Regions from separate parts of the Homo sapiens genome. Here region 2 is linked to region 1. Evidence: chromatin loops called from intact Hi-C (ENCODE). Cell type or tissue: CD4-positive, alpha-beta T cell. All regions are shown on one strand. Each heading gives the region's core, and the rest is flanking DNA. Links, peaks and the distances in the headings are about the cores only.

Region 1 (12,774 bases), core at 3,223-8,222:
GTCTACTAAAGAAAGGGAAGTTCGGCCAGGCATGGTGCTCACGCCTGTAATCCTAGTACTTGGGAAGACCAAGGCAGGTAGATGGCTTAAACCCAGGAATTTGAGACCAACCTGATCAACATGGCAAAACCCCATCTCTAGTAAAAATACAAAAAATTAGCTGGGTGTGATGGCATGCACGTGTGATCCCAGCTACTCAGGATGCTGAGTTGGGAGGATTGCTTGAGCCCTGGAGGTTGAGGTTGCAATGAGCCGTGATTGTGCCACTGCACTCCAGCCTGGATGACAGAGTGACACCCTGTCTCAAGGGAAAAAAGAGGTTCAAACTTCACCTCTCCCAACCCTCTACTTTCCCCTTCATCCTCATCACTGTTAAGCACACTCTGGGGGGTACCTCAAGCTGATTCTCCTCTGCCTGTCTTCAAGATCTGCCATACTCTCAGCTGTTCAATTCTTTCCACTTACCCAAATAAAACTTCTGCTCTGGTCAGCCAGGTCTCTTCACTGAACTGTGACACTACAATCTTCACTTTTCACTTCCATGCCTGAAATGTCCTCCCTCCCTGTCCACCTCCAAAAGCCCGACTATCCCCTGTATGCCACCTCCCTTTAAACCTTCTCCCCTGACTTCTACCCTTATTAATTACCTCCTAATTTCCTTGACTCTAGTCTGTACTATCAAAGTGATCTGGAGCAAATGCCTTCTTCCTCCTCTAAATTCCTTAACTTCCACAATTCCATCTTATAATTCTTTCATGTCTGTACAGATATTAGTCCTCTCATTCTTTACAGATGGATGTCTTCTTGGAGATTGACTAATTCAGTTTAAACAATGGCTTTGTCATTAGTTTCCTTGCAAGATAGCTCTTCTGTGGTAGCAGAGACATCCACACTTAATCAATGGCAAATCACTAAAGAATACAATATAGCCCCAGCATGAAGTTAAATGGATGACAATGACATCCTACTGTGCATCATAGCAGCAGCTGAAACATACCCAGTGGTGAGAAGTTCCACTGAAACCCTGCCCACAATTCTCTCAGATGCAGTAGATAGCGTGCCAGCCACAGGCTAGAGATGTGGCCACTGGGCCTCAGACCATGCCCCTCCCTCACCCTCAACTCTCCCTGCAAGTTAGGAGAATAGATGAAAAGAGTTCTGGAGTTCTTTACAGCTTTTTAAGTTCTAAGACCCCTAGTGGTGCCTTTATTTCTGAGCTTTCTCACGTCTATATTTCTTCCACAGGGAAGGTAATTATCTTTGTAAATGTGAGGAATGGTAAGTGAGATTCCTTGCATATTTTTACAATTTTCTCATTGCTTATCATTTAGGTTAATGGGCCTTTTATCTCCCATTATCAATTGGTAATAAATTAATGTAGAACATAAAAAGGGGCCAGGCGAGGTAGCTCACGCCTGTAATCCCAGCACTTTGGAAGGCAGAGGCTGGTGGATCACTTCAGGTCAGGAGTTTGAGACCAGCCCAGTCAACATGGTGAAACCCCTTCTCTACTAAATATACAACAAATTACCCGGACGTGGCATGGTGGTGCATGTCTGTAATCCCAGCTACTCAGGAGGCTGAGACCGGAAAATCCCTTGAACCTGCGAGGCAGAGGTTGCAATCAACTGTGATCGTGCCACTGCACTCCAGCCTGGGCGTCTCAAAAAAAAAAAAAAAAAAAAAGAAGAAGAATTTTGAGCTGATCTCAGAGTCATCCACTAGAACTTACTATGAGGAAGGGTATGGGGGAGGGAAGCTGAGGCACAGGAGATGACAGCACCAAAAAGGAGGCAACACTGAAAAATGCTCATCATCTGCAGGAAGGAGAATTAAAACAGGAGAGCTCATCTGTGGCCGAGAAGTGGTACAGTAGGATGTAGCATGTAGGGAGAACCTGGGTCCAAAAACCATTTGCTGACTGAATGATGGCTAAACAAATAATAATAATAAAGAGGTTATAATGTTTTTGAGCAATTACTATGTGCTAGGTGCCATTCTAAGGCATTCTAGGTGCCTTATGTGTATCAACTCATGTAATCATGACCACACCCTATGGTATGTACTGTCATGATTATCCTCATTTTCCAGATGAGGAAAGTGGCACACAGAGAATGCAAGCAATGCCTGAAGGTTATACAGCAAAACAAAGATCTCTGACTTAGGGAAGTCTCAGTCCTAACCTCTATGCAACATCACCTCTGATAACTGAGTTAGCTGCTGAAAAAAAGCGAACATGTAAACCAAACATGTTCTTCAGAGTTTTCAATTCTGGATCAATCACATGCTCTTCATAGCTTAAAGTTGTGACCACAGGGCACTGTGTTCCATCTGGTAACTTACAATGTTCAGCCCCATGAACTTCTCATGTTTGATCCTACTTATTATCTTTCTAAAGGAGCTAACCATATGCTATAAAGTATGCTTATCTTCAAACCTGATACCACCACTTACTAGCTGTGGAACCTCAATAACTCAGTTTCTCCATCTTTAAAATAGGGATAACAAAAATATCTACCTTATAGGATTGTTCTGAGAATTAAATGATTTAATACTGTAAAGCACTTAGAACAGTGCCTGCACATACTGAGCACTCAACAAATATTAGCTGCTCCAATGATTACTCTTCTCATTCACCCTTACACCTATTTTAAGCTTGACATGTGTAAGGCTATTACTATTTCAGCACACTGAGAAAACTGAGGTAGGGTGAATTTGTAATTTAGTTAATGAATCATACCATAGTATTATAACATATATTTGTAGTCAATTCGACTTAACAGCTATTTATTTAGCATTTTCTTTAGGCAAGGCAGCAGGAAGCAATGGTAAGTGCTAAGACATGGCCTTGGTCCTCCAGGAACTATAGTACAACACAGCTGTAGGAGGCAGATGTGTGAATGAGCCCTAAGAGGAGAGGTGTGGGTACCATAACAAGGAGTGGCACCCAGCAAGGACTGGGAGCCTAAGGATGCCCAGATCAAACAGGGTCCCAGCTGGGACCTTGGAGAGATGTTGTGCCAAACCCCTATTAACCTCAATAAGGAAGGCAACAGGTTCAAGAGGCCAAAAGAGACCCATTAGGGGCTTACAAACAGAGGAGGGAGTCCAGTGGTGGTGAGCTGGGCAGGAAAACAACCGCTTGCAAACATCATGCAATTTATGCAGCATTTTCACTTAACACCCTCCCCTCAATGACCTCTACCTGGCAACTTGATTTAACTCAAAATTCAAGGCCTCAATTCCCCGTATGGCCCCTGTTCTATGGGACAGGTGGGGCAGGGGCTCAGATGTTCTTCATAGACAAGAAATAAATCTCTGGGTTGGGCAGGCCTGGGTTCCCTAGTTCAGAAAACACATTCAGGTTCATCTGCCACACAGGGTCATTCTAAGGGTATGCTTTAATTATTGCTGTCAGGTGCATTTACCCTACAGGGGAGCATGAATAAGTCAAGTGAAGAGGGTGCAGGGAAGGGTGTTCCTGGCAGAAGGGAGCGCATGTGCAAGGCCCTAATGGCACAAGAAAGCATGTTCTCAAAATGAAAAGTGCAAGGGGCTTGTGAAAAGAGAGGGTGCTGGTGAGAAAGACAGGGCTGTACACCCACATAAGCCCCGTAAAGGGAGTCTGGTTCCGTCCTAAGGGCAATGAAGGATCACTGAAGGGAGCCTCACAATCAGATTTAAATTCCAGCAAGCACTTCCCAGTTGCAGTAGTGAAGATGGGTTGTGAAGTGAGGCAGGGAGATAAATCGGGAAGCTGTTGCAGTAAAGTAAGCAAGAGCTTAGTTGATAACGGTAGGCTTATCTAGAGAAATGGCAATGAGAATGGAGAGAAGGTGGACAGATTTCAGAAGTTCAGGAGGTAGAATCAGAATTGAATTTGAGGCGGGAAGGGAAAGTCAGGGGTGAATCAGAGATGACTCACCCCTAGGTATCTGGCTTAGACCATTAGGAGAAGTAGGGAGTCGGGGAGCCTCATGCTATTCCCTGAGACAGAGAACATGGGAACAGCAGCAGGTGTGTGGCGGTGGGAAGAGGGAGGTGGCTAGGAATGATGGGACCTGTTTAGAATGTATTCAGTCTGAGACGCCCAACACACAGTCCGGAAAACACCCTTACATACAGATCTGAAGCTTATGAGAGTTCTTTCATTATCAGGTGTAACTTCTAGACCTAATTTTCTCCTAAAGCTAAGTAGCTGTTGTGAAAGATTAATTCCACTCCATCCTGAGCCCCCCAGCTCTTCCTGCGATCTTCTCTTGAGGACCCATACCCTTTTACTTGGTTGGGATTCTCTCAACTCTCAGCCAGCCAAGCTCCTTGAGGGCAAACCAAGGTTCAGTTTATCTTTGTCCTCCTCACAGCACCAAGAACCCTGCCATGCACAAGGCAGGTACTTAAAATACTTGTTAAATGAATAAATGAGTGAGTGAACCAAAGGAACAGCTTCTGCCTGAAGACATTCTGTAACTGACCTACCCAATACAGCTTTATTGCCAGGAAACAGGTAGCCCCTTAATCTCCTTAGCGAACTGACTGTTGTTCTAAAGAGGCAAAATAAATCTACTCCCAATGCTTGCAAGAAGATTCTGTTCTCACAGAGAATATTCAGACAAAAGAATCACCTATTCCATGACGGAGCCATGTGGCCAGGCCAGAAGCACACATTAAAGCCAGAGGCTGTGTTAACATGGAAGGGATAAGGTGGGAGAGGATGTGCACAGCACATCACACGCTCTCATCACAAATGTGATGCTCAAGCCTTGGAAGGACTAAAACGCATCTTGGATGCAATGCAGCAAAACGATTTACCATACCAGGTACAAAACAAGGTGACAGGGGACAGCCTCGCTGCCCGCCCCAAATCCTCCAAAATTCGGAGAATTAAGAGATTTTCGGTGAACTGTTACATAAAAAGCATTTTCACATGCTAAAGATATAACAATTACCTACCCTTGAGCTCTTGGAGGGCACAAAAGGCACATTTTCGAGTGGGGTCTGGGTGGTGCTGAGAAGGTTAAAATCCTGCCAAGCATTTTGCAATGGTCCATGAGCCCACCCCACCACCCCAGATCCAGGAAGGTAGGAGGCAGGATAGGTGGGATATTTAGGGATACCAGAAGGCAGAAACTCGGGAGGAGGAGAAAAATGATACCGCGGAGGTAAGACCGATGCCCTGCAAAATCCCCTCAAGGTCCTCTGCATCATCGTTTGCTGTACAGGTTTGGCGCGGGGGAGGGGATGCCCGCTAAGCAACGCCCCTTATATTTCTGCAGTTTTGTAAGAAAATTCAGAGCAGGAAGGTCTCCATTGCGGGATGCACAGCTCACCTGCAGCCCCGAGCCTTCACTGCAGCTGAAAAGACAGAAGTCTGGGGCCAGCTGCCGCCAAGCGCGGTACCTGGAGTCCGGAAGCAGTCTCCGCACCAGCGCTGTCCCACTCGGCGCCCAGCCGTCTCGCGCTGAGCAAAGGCCGCTCCCTCCTGGAAACGCCCTCCCTGCCGCGCGCATGCGCTGTGTCCCTTCTCGCCTTGCAGGACTCCACCCGGTCCATGCCCTCCGGCTGAATCCGGGCGGCCTGTAGGCCAGGCAGCCAGGAGGCCCTGTGCTGCAACATCCCGGCGGCAGCCGGACCCGTTGCTCCGTCTATCCTGCCTTCGGCCCTGTCCTGGAGCCAGGGCTGGGGTTTGCTGCCTCCCGCCTGACGGAGCAGGACTGGCAGGAAGCGTGTTTGCAAGAAGCCAAAATTACAGAAGGCGAAGATTTTTAAATTAACTCCATTCATCTTTCAAGGGACATTTCCAGAACCTCCAAAAGGCAACCCGAGGTCTTCTACACACCCTCCAGCAGACTGTCCCCACTGTCAGTGGAGGGAGCTAAGGTTCAGTGAGGTCAAGTGACTTAGTTGTCCCAGGTCAAAATCCAAGTTTGCCTGGTGTCAAAGCCCAAGCACCCTTCATTACACTATGGGATCATCTAGATGTGGTTGGGAGACGAGGATCCTAGTTTTAAACTTCAGGCCCAGGATTTGCTGGGTTTAGATATCTACTGGGAAAGGTATAGAATTCCAGAGTTGGAAAGCACTTAAAACCTTGCCTAATGCAAGGCAATCCGCTCAATCCCAGGAACGAAACTTAAACTGACCTTATTTTTTTTTTAAATACAGGATCTCAGTCGGTCGCCCAGGCTGGAGTGCAGTGGCACCATCCCGTCTCACTGCAACCTCTGCCTCCTGCCTCCTGGGTTCAAGCGATTCTCCAGCCTCAACCTCCCAAGTAGCTGGGATTACAGGTGTGTGCCACCTCACCCGACTATTTTTTTTTTGTAGAGACGGGGTTTCACTGTGTTGCCCAGGATGGTCTTGAATTCCTGAGCTCAAAGCAATCCTCCCGCCTCTGCCTCCCAAAGTGCTGGGATTACAGTTTAAATTGACTTTAAATTATGCCTCCCTGTAGCAACTTATCATCTCAATCTTCTGCCTTCTTGATTGAATACAGAACTCCGACCCTCTTCCTTATGTAACAGCCCTTTGGAGATTTGAAGAAGGTTGTCATAGTGAAGTAGCTCTAGAGGTTCTGTGTCACTGAGAATTACAGCGGAATTCCTCAGAATAAAAAAGGAAACTCAAAAATTAAATCTTGTGAAGTTTGTTTGCTACATCTATTCTTTGTGCATAAAAGTGCTTCAGGGAAGTAATATAACTACATCTAACTTATGAAAGTCTAAGTTGGTCCTGGGGAATTAATAAAATTCCTGAAGATTCACAGAAGAGTTGATGGCAAGGCACTGGAATGTGGCGTGGAGAAAGTGATAGCCTGAAATTTGGTTCTGAGTTCTCTCAGCCCTCCTTTCCATCCCCTTCTATGCCCATCCTTACCCCAGCCTCCTCACCTTCTCTCCTCACACTCTCAGAACACTTACCCTATTTGGAATAAAACTAAAATCCTCTTGGAATACTTCATTATCTTCATCTGATGTGACCTGGGTAAATAACTCCCCTCTGGACCTCAGTGCCTGGATTTAAGATATGGACAAGACTAGATGCTCTGAGATCCCTTACACCCTATCACCAACATACTCGAAGCTGGAAACAGCCTCATGATATTCCTACTCAAGGCGTATCACCTAAAACTAAAGAAAAACTCTTTGAATATTATGGGAATTCCATACCCTTGAATATGTGGGAACAGGATGGTTCTTAGGCAAAGGGACCACTGCCCTCTCAACTCATAGGCACCAGCTGCTGCCTTCTCCAGCTAATGGAAAGGCTGCAGCCCAAGGTAAGGATGCAGGAAAGCCTATTCCCCTCAACTGTTTTGTAAAGCTTTCTATGCATGATCCACAGCAGAGACTCTTAACTTTCAATGTGTCACCAACCTCTTTGGCAGTCTGGAGAAATGCACAAAATAAAATACACAGGATTGCAAAGGAAGCCAATTTTATTGAAATGCAATTTCATTGAAATCAAATTCTTAAACATTTAAATCTGTCACATAATAGATGTGCTTCTTTATTAACATATTAAAGATTACAAGACCTAGGGGGTGGATCTAATTATTACCATAATTTCAGAGTGGTGCTGTACATAAATATTTTAAGATATCTGTAACGTGGATATCTGTGATTCCTAGTGATGACAGAGACACAGGTACTAATACTGCTGTGGTTTGTTGCCTATTTTCCTGATGGAAATAAATAAAAACTTTTTTCCATCGAAGTTTTCAGATTTCCTGATTTCTATCCTCTGGCCCCTTTAGATTCACAGATTCCAATTTAAGAACTCCCAGTCTATAATAATGCAAGTTTTCGTAAGTTGTACATAGATGGAATCAGAGAAATGGAAGTAAGGTGAAGAGCCTCACTGACTGGCTGGCTGCTCAGGCAGGGCCTCACGGGATGGTTACACCCTGTGGATCCTGAGCCTGCTCCTCATTTTCAAATGTTCAGAAACTCAGTTTGTCTCAGTTCTTCTGGGGGCACCCTGGCTTTTGAGAGACAGATTCATAAAAATCAGAGTCACAAGGGACTTACTGATTTTTTTAAGGCCCACTTCAGATTCTTGATTTTTTTCTCCTTTCAGATTTCAAACAATGTCAAAGGACATTATTCTTGTCCTTTGAAAATATGATCTTATGGCAGGCCAACATTTTAGCATCGTTTCTATGGCTCACTTACAATGACAGCCATCTTGCAGGCACACGTCTAAAGAGGTTACCTTCCATTTCTGTGAAGTCAAAAATCTCCATAAGTGCTTTTGCACTTTTTGAGGAAATTGAAAAGTAACCAAAAGCTTTCATTATGAAAGTCTCAATGTCACATTTAAGCAACTCACATCCCTTTTTAGCAGTGTTGTATATAAGATGTACAAGGCATTGAATGGATAAGATCTTTTCATTTTCTTTGGTAAGAAGTTTGTAGACTGAATGCAATTTGCCAAAATTTTACATCTATACTGTCTGACGAATACACAGATAGATGAGCTAAGTCTAGTTTGTATTTAGACAAAATATCAACAATATTTTATGATTTCAGCAGTTTCATTAAAATCCTCACAGAAATGAAGAAGATGATTTGAAACTCCTGTTTTCAAGTCAAAGTACCTAACAGCTAGAGGGAACATATTTTTGCTGCCATGATTTGGCATATTACTTAAAATTGATGTACTGTAGAAACCAGGATTGTTGGTGAGATATGACAGAAATTGGCTTTATACTGTAAGGAGCCAACACATCTGTTATCAAAAAATTTCCCTTCTTCTTTGTCCAGAGGATATTTTAGCTGCAATTCTTGAATCAGGAAATGAAACTTTACTCAGTTTCATAGAGCAATCAAGGGAACGCTATGACAATGCAGGCTTATTTGCCTGGTATGCCCATGCTAATTCAGCAGCTGCTATTTTTGACTGAGCATTGGTGTCTTTTGGGGAAACAAAGGTATTTTTGATTGGTTTAGAAGCATTCACCTGTCCCATCTTACTTGTGAGATTTGCCCTCCATATGTGCTTGCACATCCCCTTCTCCACCATGTCCAATCTCAAATTTTTTTCTGTATATTATGTAGTATGCTCTGTTTTGGTTATTTACCTTCCTAGTTCAGTAGTATGTGTCCTTCCATCCATCATCAAAATTACATAGTCGTTTAGCCTTCTTCTTCAGTGATGGGGTCATGGTTGCATTGGTATTATAACCATTCTCATTATCTGACCTCTTAGAAAACATGGTCACAATATTCACAATGTTAAAAAATTAAACTAGCACTATCTTGTTACAAAGCACACCAATTAATCCACAGGCAAAGTCGAAGATGAACTATTAATAATCATTATATACACTTAAGCCACATCACTTTGAATGATGCAACGATGGATGGATGACCATTCTGAACTACAAATTATGGTTGCCAGTATCAGTGGTCAAATGGGTGACAACAAGTAAAGATGAATAATCTGTGCCGTATCCATTTGATAGACAATGTTGCTTTCAGACCCTCTAAAACTTACGGGTTTTGTGCATTTCCTCCAACCTTCCACACTTTGTTGCTAAAACCAGGATTATTTACATTCCAGGGAAGGGTCTCCCAGGACACAATGCTCTCAATGCTAAAATGGGATGGTTGGTTACCCTATTGGGTTGCCATTAACCAAAGGGCTACCTCTCCAGAGGCAGGAGGGGAGGCACATGGAGGTAGAGACTCCTCACCTTGCTTCCACTGATGGTGTTAAATTTCTCCAGAATATTTCTCACAGGTTCCTCTTCTTTGGGGGGTGACGAAAACAAGACATTGTCTTTTGTTAGACTTTGGATCCACTGAAAGTTCAATGGCCTCCATCTGGAAACACAGGCAAAGCTCAGGGCCAATGCCTTCCCCTGGCTCAGGCCCTAAAGGGAACTCAGAAAAGGCGGCCCTCCAAAGGCAAGAAAGGAGGTGAGAGCAGCTCCACTGACAACTCCACCAGCCAAGGAAAACAGAAAAAAGCATCCACTGGTGGCTGGTGGGGAGCATAAACCATATCCTGGGGAGAAATTCACCTCCCCAAACTCACCAAAGTACTCCCTTACCTTCTCCTCAGTGGCTTTGGGAGTTCAGGTGCCCTGCAAAGATTTTCTTCACAGGATATTTCTTCATGACAGTGGCTTTTTGGGGGTCCATGCTATGGCAGCCCAGCCTGTGCTCCTTCTGCTCTAGGATCTGTTCCAACAGAAGGGTAAGTGGATCAATCATCCAGATTTGCCAAGGACTAAGGGGTTTGGGGACTTTCAGGGCTAAAACCAGAAGTAAGGAGTTTCCTAGGAAGCAGGACTGTCAGTGCTAAAACCACAGCTAAGGGATTTCCCAGGATGAGGGACTTTTAGCATTAAAACTGGGACGGTTCAGTTTCCCAAGATGTAAGACTTTCAGTGCTAAAACCTGGACAATTTCTTCTGAGAAGGGGGTTAAGTAGACTCTGGTTCTAATTCTGTTTGGCATTTCTTAGTAGCATTACCCGAGGCAGGTTCTTTCTTTCTGAGCCACAAGATTCTACCACAGGTGGAATACACAAACTACAGGTGCACAAAATATTTTATCCCCTCCAAACACACCACCCTCTACCTAAGCCTGACTTCCCAATTTTCTCCAAAACAGAAATCCACCTGGTTTACCTCAACACATATAAATCGGTCCTCACTCCCTCTGAACCTTTTGTCCATGCTCTGAGTTTTCTTCCTGGCCTGACAGTCCCAGTCTAAGACTTGCTTCCTCCAGACATAAAGCTGCGCTACAGGGTTGGAATCCTTGCTGTTCCACGCTTTACTCACTATGTGGTCTCTTCTAGTTGCTTAATCCTCTCTGCATCTTAGTTTTTCCTTCTGTAAAATGGCACTGAAATGCTTATCTAAGAATCTTTGGGTGTTTTTCTAATCCTTATATGTGAAGCATTTAGTGCAGGGGCCCAAACAGGTACTAAATGTCCACTCTCCCCTTCCTGGACCACTCCCGCCCATATATTTAATACTTTTCACTTCCCACTTAATCCATACAGGAACAAGTTCCTAAACTCTGCTTCCCCCAGTGCACTTGGCCACATGCAGCTCAGACAAAATGATCATGATCCAGGAATGCCTTCTCTTGGAAATGCAATCCTGCACACACAGACCTTTGATGGAATACACAGCTTACCTTCTCTACGGGGGCTGCAGCTTTCAAGATAGCAAACGTCAACCCTCTTGGTCTTCCAGTGTTGGGATTCATTTTGGGGGATGGTCCACGACCTCTTCAATTGTGGTGAAACAGTCTTTTGGGTCCTTTTTGCTGGTATCCCAGCTCTGGTTCATTGGTGAGACGAACGGTAGGGTGAGACACATGGCCACGAGAAGTCTTACGACAAAGCCATGCGCTTAGAAAGTCTTACAAGAAAGGCAAGAGTTTGGGAGGGCTGGATTTCCCAAAGCTTTCACTGGGAGGATTACAAATAAAGCTACCACCCATGGCAAAGTGTCTACACCCACCCACTCTGGGTCTGCAAAGATTCTACCTCCGACAGCTGTTCACAAATCTACTCTACCTCCTTACTGAGATCCACCTTGGTCCTAACAGAACTTAACATCACCACAAACCCCCAGGGTGGGAGAGGAAAAGGAAAGGCAACCTCTCAGGGCGCAGGCCCCATGCACTCGTCACAGGTGGAAGTTAGTCTAAAAACCCTCTTATCAAAGGGCTGTCGTCTCTTCTATCCCTGTCTTCCCCGGCGCTTAGGTGTCGCTCTCAAGGAACTCGGTCTTCCTGGGCAGAGCCCGCGGTCAGATCCTGACTCCGAGCCCAGGTGGAGGGAAGGAGAGAAGAGGAAGGGAGGGATGGGAAGCCTTGCCCGGGTCGGAGCGCACATCCTCCTCCCGAGTCTCCGCTCTCTCCCCTGGGCGGCTCCTGGACGGCGCAGACGTCGATCCCACAGGTCCAGCCAACTCCCACAGCACCTGCCCCGCGTCCCCCTAGTTCTTGCCGCCGTTCTGGTTGGCCTTGGCGCCGTTCTGGCCCCGCCCCGGCGACCCGCCGTCGGCGGCTGCCTCGTATGGGTTCTCGGTGGCGCCCGTAGTCCCCAAGACCTTCTTCCTCTAACTTGCTTCTAACACACCCGGCAGGGGAGCAACCGCCTCAGCCTGGGACAGCCCGGCTTTGTGGGAGCAGCGGGCGCGCTTTATAAGGTCCGAGTTAGGGGACGGACCCACCTTGCCCAAACTACATGTTTATTGGCTAGTTTTGCCTGACACTCAGCCAGGCACCGCTGTCCCATTGGCCGCGCTCTAAATCCCGCGGATTTGTCCTCTAGCAACGTCTCAGAGCCAGGACCCTGGAGAGGGTCCAAGAGATCCCGCGGAAGGATTGCAGGGGCAGGTCCAGGGCCAAGAGGCTCCCATGCGCCCTCCGCCCGCCGAGCCCGCAGCCTCTCGACCCCGCGCGTCTGTGTCAAGGCATGGCCAAAGTGAGAAAGAGCCAAGACAAAACAAGTTCAAATAGCAATAGCAAAACAACCAAAAGGAAATTCAAGGAAAGCAAATATAAATGAGAAAAATATAATTAAGCAAAAATGAATGTTCGCAAAGGCAAGACAAAAAACCAAGTCAAGGAGTAGGTTCAAAGAAAAGATGAAACGTGAATATAATTTAGGATATTTATACCGATTCCTATTGAAATCTCGACAAGTAAAAATTTTACTGTCAGTGAATCAAACTTTCATCCTTCTTGCCTTTCCTATGAAAGGGCAGCAGGGGGCACTAGATGCTAGGGTTTGATTCGGCTA
Region 2 (12,774 bases), core at 2,136-7,135, 400 kb before region 1:
TGCTGATGAGGATGAACTGGATCACTCATACATTGCTGGTGGGAACTTAATATAAGATACTCTAGAAAACACTTTGGCAGTTTCTTTTAAAATCAAACATGTACTTACTATAGAACTTAGCAATTGTACTCTTGGGGTTTCATCCCAGAGAAGTGAAAATTATGTTCATGAGAAAACCTACACACATATTTCCATAGCTCCATTCATAACAGCCAAATATTGGAAACAACTCAAATGTCCTTCAACCAATAAATGGTTAAACTGGGGTACATCCATACCATGCAATACTATTCTGCAATAAAAAGGAACAAACTACTGATACATAGTAACTTGGACTGATCTTGAGGGAATTATACTTAGTGAAAAAAGCCAATCTCAAAAGGTTACATACTGGATGATTCCACTTATACAACATTCTTGGAATATCAAAATTACAAAATGGAGAACAGACTAGTGGTTGCCAGTGGTTACGAATGGCTAGGGAAAGGGAGTATATAACTATAAAACAGTTCTGTATCTTGATTGTGGTGGTGGTTACATGAAGCTACCTTGTAATAAAACTGCAAACAACTATTTATACACATACACACAGACAAGTGCTTGTAAACTCAGGAAATCCAAGTAAACTGTGGATTGTTCCAATGTCTATTTCCTCGTTTTTGATATTGTACTATAGTTATGCAAGTTGTTACCATCGGAGGAGGTTAAAGGGCACACAGGACTTCCCTATACCTGTGGACCTGTAATTATTTCAAAATAAAAATTAAGAGGAGATAGAAGGTAAGTCATCATGGTAATGCCAATTATTTGATGACTAATTATAAACACAAACTTGGATCTGATGGTAAAAAGATGGCAGCCTCTATGGAAGAAGAATAAGAAATGAAATGGTATGCTGTGCCTACTCTGTGTGAGTAAGTACCAGAAGAGATATGAATGTTAGACAGCATTCAAAATATTTTCAGTGTGAAAATATTTCAAAATTTTCCAGAATAAGGAAATGATTAATGCATTATTGTAAGCTGATCAATTCAAAATATAACAAAATACTGCATGAAATTAAGACCTCTGGAAAGACATTAACATGTGAGCAATCTTTTTGGTTCTATTAATAAATTTAGAAAATTCTGTTTTTTCTTTTTGGTTCTGTTAATAAATTCAGAGACACCAATCTTTTAGGAACCACATGAATCCCAGAGGTCTATAAATTAACAAAAGACAGCTCAATGAAGACAGTGTACCCACAGAGAAAAAAGCCATGCAGGAGTAGTGGTACCATCCAAAGTACCTAGAAGAAATTGTGAGAAATATATAAACTAGTATACTAGTCAAAATTTTTATTTTACAAGATATGTGTTTATGTCCCGAAAGTCTGGTTATAATGCCTACTTACTGTGTCAGTGAAAATTTCCATGTGCCAAAAAAAAAAAAATGTAATTTGTTACAATATCTATAATACTTAACTTTTCTTCTTTTGCCTGTTCTTGTTTTCCTTTGGTATCTGCCGATGTTTTCTGGAGAGAGCCTCTTGCTGCTCTGCAAGGTCGATTTTCTAAATTGCTAGAGCTTACACCTGGAGCAAGTTCAAACATCCACTGAGCTCGGAACATCTGGAGTTGTGCCTATGGGGAGAACAGCATTTTAGGACTCATCAAGGAAGGGTAGCTCAACTCTGGAACAATGTATCAATATGTCCAACATCTATCTACTTCCACGTATATACTTATTACTCTAAGTCCAGAAATCACTGTCTTCTGAATTATTAAATATCCATTAAATACATCTTTTAAAATAATTTTCTGCTCAAAACTTAAAGAATCAAGAAAATTAGCATAAAATACATGTCAGTACACCAAAAGTCAAATTATATTGGAAAACCAAATTTTAATTAGAATTGAAAATATAAGCCATCACTTACAGACTGAAGTTATAAGCTTCCAATAATTTTTTAATGACTATATCATCTAGTAGACATTAAGAATGCTGCCAAAAATTCTGTAGGTAAGCCCAAAATCTATTAACATTCTGTATTTCAAAAAGAAAATGTTTTTTCAAATATTTGTTATTTCAAAAATGTAAAGGCCAGGCACAGAGGCTCATGCCTATAATCCCAGCACTTTGGGAGGCCGAGGCAGACGGATCACCTGAGGTCAGGAGTTCGAGAACAGCCCGGCCAACATGGTGAAACCCTGTCTCTACTAAAAATACAAACAAATTAGCCAGGTGTGGTGGCGGGCACCTGTAATCCCAGCTACTTGGGAGGCTGAGCCATGAGAATTGCTTGAACTCGGGTGGCAGAGGTTGGCAGTCAGCAGAGATCGTGCTACTGCACTCCAGCCTGGGCAATGGAGCGAGACTCCATCTCAAAAAAAAAAAAAATTAAAAGCACATAAAAAGTGAACCCTATAAGGTAGACTCTGGTGTGTTGCCCAGATTCCCTTTCAGAAATAAAGAACTTGTTACCCAAACTGCTGAGAGTTCTATCTGAAAACACTTGAGTTGTCAGCCCTTTTGGGTATTGCCTCAGCAAAATCACACTGTCCTCTCAATCCCCACCCAATGACTGATCAACGGCTAATAAAGTCTTGGCTCTTTGCAACTCAGGTCATCTCTGAAAGGGTATTTCATCTTCAGAACTCCCTCGAGGATGGCTAAGCAGTCCATTAAGACTGCATTGCAGCTGGTCTTCTCCCTGCCCATTTGTTTCCCTCTCTCCCTTCCATAGGTGTTGATCCCAAGAATACTCCTTAATAAACTTCCTGCACAGCAATCTTCACCTAGTCTGCTTCCTGGGGAACCCAAACTGGGTTACACGTTCTGCCCAAAGGCAGCCATTGCTAACAGGGATGCATATGTTATTCCTGGCTTCCTTTTTTTTTTTTAAAAAAAGACGTATCTAGAATGTTTTAAATTAATTTTTCTCTATATTCTGTACACTGCTTTGTTGCTACGCTTTTAACCTGTTACACATAGATCTCTGACCTGCAGAATCTTTAGCAGCATTCAATGTCTACTAGATGAGCTGTTCCAAATAATTATTATTAACCTTACAAGTGCAGTGAGACACACTTAACTAGTTACAGCAACTTTTTTTCTCTTTTAATGTATAAAGATTTACTTCATCCTTTTAAATGGCTGTAGTGTTTTCACTGTATGGATGCATCATTACTTAATAACAGGTAATGAATATTTAAGTTGTATGATGTTTTTCCAGATAAACAATGCTATACTAAACATCTTTATAGTTGCATATTTACTTTCCCCACTATTTCCTTAAAATTAATTTCCTGGAAGTAGAATTGCTGTATCAAGGGAATGCATGTTTTTCATTTTGATCCATATCACCAGTCTGCCCTCCAGAAAGCTGTACCAATTTACATTTTCATGTACACTGCATGAGTGTTCTCACAGCTTGGACAGCGATGCACATTATTCACCAATCTGATTAAATTATTAATGAGGCTAATTATCTCTTCAAATATTTAATGGCCATTTGTATTATTTTGCCATTAACAGTCCACTCATATCTTTTTATCCTCTGTTCTTCCAAATATATGAGTGCTCTATGTAATGAGATGAATCCTCTGCCCATATATAATAAACAGTTTTTCCAGCTGGCTATTTCTCTTAACTTTATTTATGATGCCTTTTCTTATACACAGGTTTTAAACTTTTAGGTGGTCAAACCCATCAATCTTTTTAAGATTATGGGTTTTGAGTCATGCGTAAGCCTTAGTTTGAATACTTTAAACCCATGTTAAACTACAAGCAACCATTATTGATATTTCTTTTCACAAAGAAAGCCATAACATAGTTTTAAGTATTCTATAAACCAGTATGGAAACAGTTAAATTCCATGCAAACAGTAATAACCTACAAATACCCATGATTATGATCAATTTCTGCATATGTATGGGAACAATGGAATAAAAATCAAAGACACAATTGAAGAAACATGCCTGCAGATCTGTTTCAGCAGGACTTTCATTTTCTTCATCATCATCTGCTCTGACAGTATCAGAATGACAATCTTCCTCAGCTTCTGCCTGAGGGGGGAAAACCCAAATAATGTCAGGCATATAAACACACCAGTTGCCCTCTGCAATCTACATTTCTCATTCAGCCACTTTCTATTTAGTACCATACTGTCAACACTTTGTGGAACCCACTTTGAGTAGCAAGGCTGTAGGGGGCACTTGAGACCTTACTATTAATTTCCAAAGGAAAATGAGTCTGAAAAGCATATTCTCTACTCCAACCCACAGTACTCACGTTATTGTGAATCCTAACATTTCCCCCCCGCCAAATTTAACATCAGTTGCATCCATCCAAAAATCAATTTAATTACAGTTGTCCCTCAGTATCCACAGGTGATTAGTTCCAGGAGCCCCCAGGACACCAAAATCCCTGGGTTTTCCAGTCCCTCATATGGCATATTTGCATATAACCTATGCACATCTTCTCATATACTTTAAGTCATCTCTAGGTTACTTATAATGTAAATGCCATGTAAATAGTTCTTGTAGTATATTTTTCCTAATTTGTATTATTTTTTATTGTTGTATTGCTTTTTTTCCCCCAAATATTTTTGATCCACAGTTGAATCCCAGGATGCAGAACCTGCAGGTACAGAGGGCCAACTGTGTAATATAAAGTAACAATTCAAGTCTATTACTATTCATAAATGATTTATGATTAATCTAATTAGGTAAATGAAGCCAAATTCTTCATTAATATACATAACTACTGATAATCTATAATAAAAATTATTTTCTCTTTTTCTGGCCAGGTGCGGTGGCTCACACCTGTAATCCCCACACTTTGTGAGGCTGAGGCAGGAGCATCACTTGAGGTCAGGAGTTCAAGACCAGCCTAGCCAACATAGTGAAACCCCATCTCTACTAAAAATACAAAAAATCAGCCAGGCGTGGTGGTACACGCCTGTGGTCCCAGCTAATTGGGAGGCTGAGGTGGGAGGGTTGCTTGAGCCTGAGAGATGGAGGTTGCAGTGAGCCGAGACTGCACCATTGCACTCCAGCCTGGATGACAGAGACCCCATCATAAAAAAAAAAAAAAAAAAAAAAAGGAAAAAAGAAAAGAAAAATATTATTCTTCTTAGAAAAAAATGAAATAAAATTAGAACATCTTTGGTATTTTTTTAGTTCTACAAGACTTTAAAACTTTTTATGAGAAAAACACTTAAAGAGAATTAATCCCTAAGTACTCATGACCCAACTTCAATAATTATCAATGTAATTCCTTAGATCAAATATCAAGTCACAGTATTCATATTTCTCAAGATGTCATATGTAAAATACATATATTTCACAGTTTGTGAAATCAAGATTCAAATAAAGTCCACATTGTAATTGCTTGATATGTCTCAAGTCTTTTGTAATCCTCACTCTTTTTTCTTGTAATTTATTTGGGATGAAACTGGGTCGTTTTTCTGTAGAAGCTAGATTTTGCTGAGGTGTCAATAAATATGTTCCTTTGACCTCTTACTCTTATTTCCTATAAATTGTGGCAGGATCTTGAAAGGCTAGATTAGATTCTGCTATTTCTTTTTTCTTTTGCAAGACTGCCTCATAGGTCATGTTGTATTTTCCATCAGGAGGAGAAATGTTCTAGAATGCAGTTGACAAGGTGCTGTGACAGATGTTCCAAACATAATTGAGTCTAAGGCAAAAAGCCCAAATAATTTTAGTGTCCATAAACTTCTACAAGTCCCAAAACAGAAAATACTCTAATGTTTCATGTTAATGAAATACAACATTGCTTCTTTATAGTTATCTTCTTCACAGGTAAGTTTAATGATACCAATCAGATATAACTTGATACTTGAATTTTTTTTGATACTGTAGAATAAACAAATCCACTGGGTTCTAGGTTAAAATGTATTGTTAGGTGGCTAAAAATAACAACTTTGTTTCAGAAAATAGTAACATTTAGTTGTCCTATGGAGTTCAGCAAATAGTTATTGCTTTCTTGGGACAGAGTCTCCTTATGCAGCCCAGGATGGCCTCAAACTCCTGAGCTCCAAAGATCCTTCTGCTCCACCTCTTGAGTAGCTGAGACTACAGGCTTGTGCAGCCATACCTGGCTGTAGCAGATAGTTTTTGCTTCATGGATCACTTAAGAGAATACAGTCCAGGCAGGGTGTGGTGGCTCATGCCTGTAATCCCAACACTTTGGAAGGCTGAGGTGGAAGGACTGCTTGAGCCCAGGAGTTTGAGACAAGGCTGGGCAACATGGCAAGACCCCGTCTCTACAAAAAATACAAAAATTACCAGGGGGTGGTGGTACACAGTAGCCCCAGCTACTCGGGAGGCTGAGGTGAGAGGATTGCTTGAGCCTGGGAGATGCAGGTTGCAGTGAGCCGAGACTGCACCACTGCTCTCCAACCCAGGAGACAGAGAGAGACCCTGTCTCAAAAAAAAAAAAAAAACACATATATATATATATTCCGTAAGATGATGTCACTTCTTTTATACAGCTAGCATGTTATTAAATGTGTTCTATGAAAATATGACTTCTGTGTATTTTATATGTACTAGGAAAGCTTAGTCAAAGACTTTTAATAGTAAATGCTTTTGTAAAGAAACCCCTTCTATTTTATCTGTCTATAAATCCAATTTTTATATATTGGATCGGCTTCAGTGGAATAAAGCTAGACTGGAATTACTGTGTGTGACTTGGAGCCTAATAAAGGTTTCAATCAGATGACTTTAATTTTATCCTTTTATTCTCAATAAATGTTTGCTAAATTAAACTAAATCCTACCTTCCAGTGAAAATGGCATGTTGCCTCAGTTCAGTCTGTTAGCTAATAGATTTATTAGGAAATGAAACTTGCTCAACACTTACTGTAAAGAAATGTGGCAATCAGGGAAATGGCCTTCAAGGTAAGCTAGATAATAATAAAACCCATTTAATTTTACTGGTTCCAAAGATGGTAAGTTTTACAATTGCAAATTTTAGTCATATGTTATTTCAGGGCGGCCAGGGGGGGGAGGGTAATGTTTATATTAACACACATCTTTAACACAGCTACCAGATATACTTGCACTATATTACAGAACATAAATTAGCCTTGCCTCCTATCTTATCTCTGGCAAGCAGACTCAAAGCAGAGGTGCCTTTCAGACTTGAACCAGTTAGTATATGGTAAAATGCTGGGCACACTGTAAAGCACACATCTGTGAAGAAATAAATGAGATCAAGAACTCAGATGAATTTCTAGAAAAATGGAAAATTTAAGGATTAATGTATTGTCAAATACATTATTTTTTAGTTTCTTTAAGTTGGGAGCTTTTCCTACTAAGAACACCATTAGTAGGAAAATATGTAATGAAAGACTGAGCGTATAAATCCCACTGAGAAGTGTATTTCTCTCTCTTCTCAAGAGTCTGCTTTATTATTGCAAACTCTAAGTACAGGTAATGCGAGGGGACCTGAGTTCTGTGGGGTATCCTTTGTAATTTAGTTTTCTAACTCTTGCCTAGCAGTCATTCTAAACTGACTTCAAGAGCTTCCCCTGCTCTGTCCAGTTGGCTTGCATACGCTGCTTGCTCTATCTGGAATGCCTTCTTCCTCACTTAGCTATTTCTACTCATTCTTCAAGATTCAGCTCAGGGTTCATCTTAGTCAGAAGCATTTTTCAACATTTTTGTGTTCCCATAACACTTGTGCTTACTTTTATCACAACATTTGTACTGAGGTTGGCTGTTTCATTTACTAGATTTAAGGCATCCAGGACAGGAACACATCTCAGTTACCTCTGTAACCATAAGGTCAAACACATTGCTTGATTTGTAGTAAAGGCCTGTCTAGGCCTCAGCTGTCATGTCTATGGGACATCTATAAAGAGGTATGGTGATCTACTGAGGTCCCTTTTCATGTGACATTCTGTGATTAAAAGTTTATCATAAATCACCTTGCAGGTTTGGTTATATTGAAGATCTAGTATTGTACCAGAGTCTCACACTATGCCAGGCTAATAGGTACTCAAAAATATTGGCTGAATCGACAAATAAAATGCCATCTGGATAATGTGTATCTGAAGGATGAGGAAAGGAAATGGGAGAAGTGTAATATAGACAGCATCTTTCTTCTCCCCTGTGTTACAGTGGAGCTCTAAACCATTCTTACTTTGATTTTGACAGTATGATCACAAAAACAAACTATTATATCTGGGATCGGCTGAGTTGACATTTGGTCAATTCAACTACTACTTGAAATAAGTAGGGCCTCAGATGCCACCTGGAGGTTTTCCTTTTATTTTTCATAATCGAGTTTGACCTAAATATCACCTTCACTTGAATAGCTCATGTGTATGAGTAGTCCATGTCTTCATCATGTTACTCCTGTTTCACAGGTGCGATTAATAAATTATAAAGGCTAAGTACTTAATCCCGGTCAGAGAACTACTTCTGAAAGTTTAGGGGCAGGGGCAATTGCCTTTTCTATCCTCCAGATTAATTTAATAAAAATAAATTCAGCCATTCATTTATGCAATAAATATTTGAGTCCACTATAAATTAAATCGTTTGGAATTATTGCATCCCTGATTCTTTAAGCCCCAGCCAGAGATTAGTTTCTCAGATGAACAATTTATTCTAAACCAAAGAAAGGCATAGGGCAGAGACTACGTATTCCAATATGGAACAGTCTCATGGAATCTGCACTGTCAAGCTCTGCAACTTAGCTCAGTCTCTCATTTGGACGGCACCGACGCCGCGGAGACGAACCCTCCAACCCCACTCCGCCAGGACCGCCTGCCAACATCCTCCCAGGGAATGACGCCTCGCGGGGCAGATGCGTCCTACACCCAGGGCTCCTCAAGGTGCCGGCAGGGACTGTCGGTGGGCCTGGCTTTTCCGCAGAAGAGCAATCAACAAGTGTCTCCTCTTGCCAGAGCTCCCTCCCGAATTCAGGCGCTGTGACAGCTTACCTCAATCTATGCTCAATGCTTCTGATAAAATCCCTTGAGAGGACCGAGACTGGTTCAATATACTCAGTGAGCCGAGAAGGGACATTTTCCCCGGCTGTCCTGCAAACCCTCCTCCTCACATCGAGCTCGGCGGGGGTTGGGGAGGCTCAGCAGGAAGGAATCCTGGGGAGAAGCCAGGGTTGGCACCCCCCGCCCCCCGACGCACTCCTTCTCAGGCCAGGGCCCTCTAACGGGTGGCAGCCGTGAAGCTCCCACTCCTCCCCAGAGTCCCCGCCGACCCCCAGCCCTAGGCCCGGCCCCTCTGCACACCACGCTCCCGCCCCGCGGCGTCCACCCTCGAGCCCCCTGGCCAGGTTACCATGCTGGCGGGGCGGCCTGCTGCGCTCGAGGGGCTCTCCGTGCCCCCTCTGCACCGCCCCCCGGAGGAGGGGTGCTGGGTGTCCGGGTGTCTACTCCTGCCTGTCTCTGCAGCGGAGCTTAGCAGAGTTCTCGGTCGGAGAAGCGCACCAGGCAGCGGCAATAACTGCGGGCCCGGCGTACGGCAGCCATCTTCGCGGGGCAGGGGGCCAGATCGGGGCGCGCTGGGGTGGCGGCGGCTGCCGGGGACTCGGGGAGTGGAGGGACGCCCGTTGCCAGCCGAGGCGGGGGATTGTGCGAGCACCGGAGCGTCAGCCCTACTGGAGACCCCGGACGCCGCCGCGGAGCTGCCCCCTCAGCTGCGGAAACCTGCGCCGACGCGCCGAGCATGCGCAGTGCCGGTGCTGCCCGTGTGGGCGGCCCGGCCACCCATCCCCGCGGGCTGCCTAGTGGAGGGCTAAGGGTCGCGGACCTACTGTGTGCGCGCGCCTGACGCGGGGGGTGAGGCTGCCCGGGTGCCGAACCTCAAGCCCAACCCGCGTGTTGGGCTGAGTGAACACTTAAGCGAACTTGAACAAGCATTACCTCAAAAATTTTTACAACCCAAATTTAGGGGTGGGCCCTTAAAGCAAGCCGCCCTGAGAAGCATCGAACTGGACGCTTGGGACAGTCGCTACAAAGTCCTCGGAGCCTCTGGCTAGAGTCCCGCGCCAGGAATGCAGGAAAACAGTGAAATTTCTCAACAGTCACAGTTGTTATAACGACTAAAGTTTTTGAGAGCACAGACAGACTGGAGATTGAGGAAAAGACGCGCTTTGGCGCCCAGCAGGAGGAAAGAGCCAACGCAAGGCATGTCTCACTACAGATCCCATAATGCAGTGCGAAAAGGGCTTGCGATTCCATGGCCCTGAAACCCAAGTGCCGTGGAGACGGCGCCCGCGAGGCACTCTGGGATTTGTAGTCGGCCGCTCAGGTTTGAGCACCGGAACTTACACTTGGTCCTCGGCCCCACCTCTTAAAGCCCAAACTACCTGATTTCTTCTTGAGTGAATGTACTTGTTCATAAGGTGATACTTTGCTTTTACACAATTTAAATCTTTTTAACTACGGGTTTGCCTGTTTTGTGAAAACTGATAGGCTTCATAGCCTATAACTTTAATTTAGCAAACATTTACTGAGTTTTTAAAGTTTCTAGTGGTGCCAGGGACTAATAGGCTTCCAAACATTCAACGAGTTTACAGAGTTTAAATTTCTAATCCATTCTATTCTGGAGAGATTAAAAATGCAGTATATCCGCTGGGCGCGGTGGCCCACGCCTGTAATCCCAACACTTTGGGAGGCCGAGGCGGGTGGCTCACGAGGTCAAGAGTTCGAGACCAGCCTCACCAACATGGTGAAACCCCGTCTCTACTAAGAATACAAAAATTAGTTGGGCTTGGTGGCGCGCTCCTGTAATACCAGTTACTCAGGAGGCTGAGGCAGGAGAATCGCTTGAAACCGGGAGGCAGAGGTTGCAGTGTTCGCGCCACTGCACTACAGCGTGGGCGACAGAGTGAGACTCCGTCTCAAAAAAAAAAAAAATTGTAGTACATCTTTGGCACAGAAATGGAGGTGAAAGTGCTGAGGGAGGGGAGAGAGCGAGAGAGTGAAGGGGAGAGAGAACGAGCTACAATAAGGAAGTCCAAATGCCGTGTTTTGTTTTGCTGAGACAGAGTCTCGCTGTAGCCCAGGCTGGATTGCAGTGGCGCCATCTCGGCTAACTGTAACCTCCGCCTCCCGGGTTCAAGGAATTCTCCTGCCTCAGCCTCCTGAGTAACTGGGATTACAGCGAGCGCCCCCAAGCCCAGCTAATTCTTGTATTTTTAGTACAGACGGGGTTTCACCATGTTGGTGAGGCTGGTCTCGAACTCCTGACCTCGTGATCCGCCCGCCTCGGCCTCCCAAAGTGCTGGGATTACAGGCGTGAGCCACTGCGCCCGGCCTGCCATGTTTTAATATTGGGATCCACCCTTCGGATGCGTGTGTTTTTATTTGCACCCTAAGTCAGCTACCTATAAAAAATGCCTTACTGTTTAAAAGAGGCCAAAAATTTAAATTTTTTGTTTTAAAGGAGACTCTAGGGCTTAAGTCTTTTTAAGGATAAATTTCCTCCCAATGAACTCCTTAAAATTGAATTTTGAAATTTAAATTGGGGGGAAAGGTTAAATCTAAGATTTATAATAGAATAAAATGATAAATGTGACTCTTACATACTGAGAATGAAGTATTGAAATAGTTTGGGAACAAATCTGTTTCATTTAAAATGTTGAGTGCTAGTTTAAAATAGCCTGGTCAATTACACAGATGGTTTCTTTTATTCTAGCAAGTAATTAAAGCTTAATAAAATAATATTTGTAAAGATAAATTGAGCATTAAAATACTGTTATGCTTCATAGCTACTAATTTTCTATTTTCAGTCAGTTCCACAGTATCCACTAGACCTCATTACAAGGTTATATTCTCATATTATATTTACAGGATTATAATTTCCTGAGGCCAAAACTACTGATCTAGGCTACTTACTAGCCTAGCAGACTCTTGCTAAAAGGTAGACCAAGACAGTACCTTTGTTTGCCAGGTAGACCTGCTTGGACAATTTGACTAAAACTGATCATTTTACTTTAGAAATTGCTTTTCATGGGAGTAGTATATGACTTGTTAGATTCCTTGTCGTGTCTCTATCTTTTCACTGATAATGATTTTCAGTTTTCATTTGCCATATGGGCTGGCTGTTAAATAGGTAAACACAAAGGTAGATATCAATGTTATACATATGTCAAGTGGCCAGATGACCTTTTTCCATTTGGGAGAGGAAATCTAAAGAAGCTTGACTGTCTTATATCTTGCATGTTTCTTCCACAAGATCAAGAGGAGAGAAGGATTCAGGTCTTGGTATAGATTTTTTCAGTAAAAAACAATCTTCAGTCTGTAGAATTCAAAAATAAAAATAGTGAGAAAAAAACTGATATGATCAGCTGGGAATTGTAAACTCAGAGAACAGTCCACAAAGTGTCAAAGGGTTACTGCTTTATTAATTAAATTTGTGTTGCTTACAGCAGTGTGACCCAGCAACATTAGCACCAGAAACTCTGAGAGTGCAGCCCAGGAGTTTGTTTTAACAAGTCCTCCAGGTGGTTCTGATGCTTCCCGCTAATGTTTAAGAACTGTTGGCTTAGAACAATTATGTAAATTTAAAATCAGGGACCTGGAAGCAACTTCTTTATTCAAACCGCTCTAGCCTTATAAGGATGATTTAAGGTAATGTCTACAATATCACTTATGACATAAATCAATGTGTTATAAAATTACGTGTTAGTGTCAGATTCCCTATAACTAGTTACAGAGGACGATTGTTGTGTAGAGGATATCTGACTAGAGTCAGTTTCCCATCTGGGTTAAGAGTCCAGTCTTTACAACTACTTGCTA

What was found. Hi-C counts contacts between places; a loop is a spot of excess contacts. Peaks named below come from ENCODE experiments on the same cell type or tissue, not always from the same donor. Only the 100,000 strongest peaks of a DNase experiment are listed, where the experiment ranks them.
Region 2: it touches region 1 in a loop (4-fold over the local background); 45 of 110 quality-filtered maps call a loop at or near these places.

The regions. Positions count from the first base shown.
Region 1 is chr6:52,663,802-52,676,575 of GRCh38, reverse strand. TMEM14A (transmembrane protein 14A) reads right to left here and starts at 5,463. Exons shown (of 5, transcript NM_014051.4): 1 at 5,331-5,463. LOC730101 (a long non-coding RNA gene) reads right to left here and starts at 12,175. Exons shown (of 3, transcript NR_024405.1): 1 at 11,157-12,175; 2 at 10,058-10,187; 3 at 7,423-9,827. RefSeq lists enhancers at 758-1,318, 5,599-5,758, 5,747-6,247, 11,600-11,719, 12,091-12,385 and a silencer at 12,091-12,385. In CD4-positive, alpha-beta T cell, for the core only: no CTCF peak of the experiment used is centred there; a DNase peak (open chromatin) is centred at 5,485; H3K4me3 peaks cover 1,283 bases; H3K27ac peaks cover 354 bases.
Region 2 is chr6:53,062,329-53,075,102 of GRCh38, reverse strand. FBXO9 (F-box protein 9) reads right to left here and starts at 9,699. Exons shown (of 13, transcript NM_033480.3): 1 at 9,311-9,699; 2 at 3,960-4,046; 3 at 1,464-1,622. The coding sequence starts at 9,313. It overlaps LOC128031835, which reads right to left and starts at 9,501. Exons shown (of 1, transcript NM_001414736.1): 1 at 9,430-9,501. The coding sequence starts at 9,501. The coding sequence ends at 9,430. RefSeq lists a silencer at 9,207-9,776. In CD4-positive, alpha-beta T cell, for the core only: a CTCF peak has its summit at 4,214; a DNase peak (open chromatin) is centred at 4,192.